Regions from separate parts of the Mus musculus genome. Here region 2 is linked to region 1. A link is a loop called in an ENCODE intact Hi-C map of the cell type or tissue named here. Cell type or tissue: gastrocnemius. All regions are shown on one strand.

The links. A loop is a pair of places that touch in the nucleus more often than their neighbours do. Peaks named below come from ENCODE experiments on the same cell type or tissue, not always from the same donor. Only the 100,000 strongest peaks of a DNase experiment are listed, where the experiment ranks them.
Region 2: a loop joins it to region 1, with 3 times the contacts of the local background. A loop is called at or near these places in 18 of 42 quality-filtered maps.

What each region holds. Positions count from the first base shown.
Region 1 is chr6:94,985,263-94,987,762 of GRCm38, reverse strand. No RefSeq gene overlaps it. Among named protein-coding and RNA genes, the nearest start is that of 4930511E03Rik, 43 kb to the right of the region's middle. In gastrocnemius, a CTCF peak has its summit at 1,214 (motif pointing right); a DNase peak (open chromatin) is centred at 1,186.
Region 2 is chr6:94,621,745-94,624,244 of GRCm38, reverse strand. Lrig1 (leucine-rich repeats and immunoglobulin-like domains 1) reads left to right here. Exons shown (of 19, transcript NM_008377.2): 8 at 1,487-1,630. Among named protein-coding and RNA genes, the nearest start is that of Mir7041, 17 kb to the right of the region's middle. In gastrocnemius, a CTCF peak has its summit at 1,083 (motif pointing left); a DNase peak (open chromatin) is centred at 1,074; H3K27ac peaks cover 2,285 bases.

The sequences.
Region 1 (2,500 bases):
TTTTGATGCCGCCTGTTTGGGGAACATTCAACACATTCTAAGGGGGGGCCACACAGATGCTCAGCCCGAGCCAAGCTGATCATTGCATAATTGATAAAAGGCCCTTTGTATGCACATTCTATTTAGATTACTGTGTGGAGCAGGTGACAGGTGTTCAGAGAACACGACCCAAGCTGCCTGTTGCTGAGAACATCCTGAGACCAGCTGGGGCCAGAAGCCCAGAGGAAATCCCCATAGTAATTTAATAGTTCACAGGAGCTTTAGGTTAGTGAGAAATACAATGAAGAATTAACGATAGTGACCACCCACTGCAGAAGGGCCTTTGTGCTTTCTCCTTGATAGTTCTACTTATTATTTCGTTCCCAAGGAGATCACTGCAGGGTGACCAAGAGGAAATTTCTCCCTCTTCACCTCTCTTTCTCCTCCCCCCTCCTTTGCCACATAGCATGCAATTAATAGAAATTATCCAATGAAGAGAAATTTACTCTGAGAATACCAACTTTGCTAGTAACAGGGCTGGCGGATGTTGCCAGCTTCTCTTTCCAAAGAACTTGTATGAGGGAAATGATGCCAATGTTTAAAATATGAAATGAAACTGATAAAGTATCATTTTCGTCAGTGCGTCTCAAAAAGTAAAAGATGGAAATTCAGATCGAGTTGGATTGTCAGCATATGGGTGGTAGATGGTAACTGGTCTTGGGGTGATGGTTAATGGGTGCAATATGCCACTCCCTGCTGTTGCAAATACTTGATGCTTGCTTTAAGGTGCATCTGACCATCTTAATGAAAAACTATCATGTGTGTTGTCTTTTGGAAATTGTACTTTTGAAAATCATTTTTTTCCAGGGAGAAGAGGGGAGACCAGTCCATGAGTAAGATAGTCCACAATGGTACACTTTCCAGAAATAGTATTATAAAGGCATCAAACAGACGTGGAGGTTTGCCTCTACATCTTGCTTTGACTGGTGATATCTCAGCCCTTATTTTGCAGTCTTAGTCCCACAGTGTTCTGGTCTGTGCATACCTAGTAAATGTCCTTTCAGAAGAACTGACTTGGCTTGAGCAGCTGTTGAAAGAGGCAGGTTTGAATCACTAGAGTTCACTTCCAGGCAGATAGGTAACAAACATTGCTGGTGGTGGTCCCTGAAACCAATGCATCTGAGTATGCACACACTGCTAGACTGTCTCTTCGTTCTAGAAAGAAGAGAACACTAGAGGGCAGTGTTGTCATTGAGAATGACTGCAGAGTTGCAGACAGCACACTTATGGACTCTTCTAAACGATCTTTTAAACAGTAAGAAAAATCATCCTTGAACAACTTCTGTATCGCTTAGGCAACCCCACGATCAACACAGCTCATTACTGTCTTGTGTCTAATACAGAGCATGTGAAAGTGTGCAGTAGGCTGTGTTATCTGTGATTTTGTGTCTTTACAATCAAACTGCTGCCATGCTAGAAATATGTAGCCTATTTTGTCTTGTCATTTGTTGTTAGTCTTCTTGGCACTATGGCAAACATTTGACATAAGCAACTTAAAGCAGAGATGATTTTTTTTGTCAAGGGTTTAGAGATTATATCCCATAGTCTCTTTCTCTGCCATTTGCAGGCCTGTGCTGAAACAAGGATACCATAGCATTGGGAGCATGTATTGCAGGCTGCTCACCTTAGGGTGGCAGGAAACAGAGGACTAGGAAGAGACCAGGACCTGTTCTAGCCTCAAAAGAATGCTTCCAATGACCTACTTCCTGCAACCCTGTCACACCTCCTAAAGTTTCCAGAACCTCCCAAAATAGTTCTAGCATCTGGGGAACAAGTGTTTGAAATATGAGTCTATGGGGGCACTTCATAGTCAAGCTGTAACATCATTTTTTTCCTAAATGGGACAATATGGCAACTATTTATATATCATTGGCATGGCAATAAGTATTCTGTATGATCTACAGATGATTGAAAGTGTGGGGGAGAATGTTGGTAGGCTGCATGCAAATACGTTTTGATACTGTGCCTCTGTAGCCGTTGGAATCTATGGGGAGTCCTGAACTGAAGGACAACCATTTGTGTTTGCATTTTCATAAACTGGATGTTTTCAGGCTTGGGTATGATACATTCTTTCAAACTCTTAAGCCTAAGTTAAAACATAGAAAGTTGAAATGCAAAATTGAATAAGTTAACACTCTGTAAATATACACCATCAAATATACACCATCAAATATACACCATCAGACTCAGAATAGTTCACACAACACCTTGGCTGTCTAACTGCCATCAACCTTCTTCTTTCTTTTTCTTATTTTATCTTTCCAATTTCTCCTCCATCTCCACCAGCACTACTCTGTCCCAATTTCATGTGCTTTTTTTTTTTTTTTAAACTCATGGAGTCTCCTAGTGCTGCCACTATGTGCATGGGTATAAGGCCATCTACTGGACATGGGCATTCTCTCAGGGCCCACGTTCCCTAAGCCCTCAGTTTGTGACTTCATCCCCACCCATGCTTAGGATT
Region 2 (2,500 bases), 360 kb after region 1:
TGGGTATAGGAAAAGATTGACCCACCAAAGCATATGATTGGTAGAAATGTTGCACCTTACTCAGCCTCTCTTGTATTTGTTTATCTCAGCAGGAATAGTTAGAGACCCTGGAACCCAATGATGACTCCTGCAGCCTGTTGTCCTCTGGTCTTCTCTATTCTGATCTCGCTCTCAGTGTGTCTGTCATTACCCAGGGTTCATACTTTAGCCAGTCCCTGTGCTTTGTGAAAGGCCACAGTCCTGCCCCTTGCTTTGTATTCATTTCTCTTCCATTCTGTGTTAGTGTGCATTCTTTGAGTTTAGCTTCCTGCCACCTAGAGGTGCTCCTGCTGACCACTGCCCATGGCTTTGACCGAGGCTTTTGTTGGGAGCTCGGACTTGTAGGGAAAAGAGAGGCCTTGAAGGTGTTCAGTCTAGTTCCCAAGTAAGGACAGTCTTATGGAACACACCAGAACGGTGTGGGCCCCTTGAGTTAGGGCTACATGGAAAGGGAAAACTCGCAGGCAGACCCCTGAGTTCCTTCCTTCCCTTTCTGCATGGCGGACAACATTACGCTATCTCCTGTGCCATTTAGAGGAAGAGAAGGTTCACTTGAGTGTATTAGACTAGTCCTAGCGATCTGCTCCATTTTAGAAAATGTCAGAGCCAGATATAGGGTTGCTCTGCAGTGTGTTCTTACCCTGCCTTTTAGTTAAATTCTTTAATTGCACATGAGGATGTAACGATGGTCTCCTGCTAGGTCTTTGCAACTGATAGACACTGTGACATATTTCTCTTAATAGGGACAGAATATGGTCACTGTCACCTTTAAAACTGCATTAATCTTCCACCAATTCATTTTTGTTCCTTTTGTACCAGTCCAGACTTAACATTTCCAACCATAGATAACTAATGTTACATAAACCTACCCAGTGTAGTGCACACCTGCAGTAGTGCTAGGAAGGGGGTTTGGTTCTAGCAAAAGGTATGCTTTGGCGCCCAATCCCTGTTGAGCGGTGTACAAGTCACAGCCTGAGCCTTTAGTGTCAGGGTCTTCCCCTGGTGTGGCTGTCCCAGGCAGTGGCTCATGGTGCCCTCTGCTGGCTGATACAGCAAGTGTAGCTGTGGCTCAGTTGCTCAGTACAGAATTCCAGGTTCTGTTGTGTCAGTCTCCATCAAGATAGGTCCTTCATTTCCTACACCAAGACATGCAGTGGAGGGGTTTGGCGCCTTGGGATTTGGGTTGTATGACAGGTTTTTACAGTGTATGTAAGCGGTAGTTCTCAGCTCTGTGGTACTGGTTTCATGGCTTGCATGATAGTTATCAAACTAGGTGATTGTTGACCTGATGGTCTTCTGACAGCAGGAGTCCTGTGGACATGCTTCAGTCTCCTGTCTCCAGGGAGGTCAGGCCAGTTGTGGCATGAGACACAACTGAAGACAAGAGAGAATAGGGCACCCACATAGCTGCTCAGTGGTGACATTTGTCTTCTTCTTTCTTCCTTAGGATTCTGTCCTTCAACAACCTCACGCGGCTGGATGAGGAGAGTCTAGCGGAGTTGAGCAGCCTCAGTATCCTGCGCCTCAGTCACAACGCCATCAGTCACATTGCTGAAGGCGCCTTCAAGGGACTCAAGAGTCTGCGGGTCTTGTAAGAATTGTGCTTTTGAGGGTGACAGCATGAAGGGGGTCCCCAGATGGGAGAGCACACAGCAAAGCACTTGCTTTGTTGAGATTCCCTCTTGCTGGCTTGTAGTCAGAATTGGGCTGTAAGCTGGTCTGCAACAGGAACAAGGACTAGAACCAAAAATAACTGCTGAACAGTTAAATCCTTCCTTTACTGAGCAGAAAAATCCTTCCTTTCCCACAGTGGTGCCTATTGCAGGATGAGGACTCTTGAAAAATCACTGTTATCAATAGTTCTCAGTACACTTGGCCGGATGGGATGGGTGGGTCTGGAAAAGCATTTCTACATAGGGTATCTGCAGCAACATTCACACAGTCCTGCATGTCTCTGCTCCATTCTTTTGGTTGTGACCTCTCATTTATTTCTCTTTTAGAGAGGGTATGGTAGTGGTTTTGTTCATTTGCTTTTAAAGACTGGGTTCTCTGGCTCAGGTTAGCCTCAAGCTCATATATTGAGGCTGGCCTTGAACTTGTGGCCATCCTCTTGCATCAAGGGCTAGGATTACAGGTATGTGAGCCTCCAGGCCTGGATGTACGTTTTGAGAATTTTTTCCTAAGGTTTCTATGGATCAAACCCAAAGCTTTATGTGTAATAGGCAAATTCTCTTCTACTGAGCCACACCCCCAGTCCTGTCTTCCGTTCTTAAATCCTATGTATTGTTTTCTGTAACTCAGTACCATGGCTACTTTTCTGCTCTTTCTTTGAAGCTCTTTAGTGGACCTGGTATCCAAGATAGAAGTGAGGGTCCTGTGTCCTTGTCCTCATTCAGGAGTGGTGTAAGAAAGAGAAAGTGAGAATACCATGTCCTTTGAAGGGTCAGATGGGTGAGGCTGC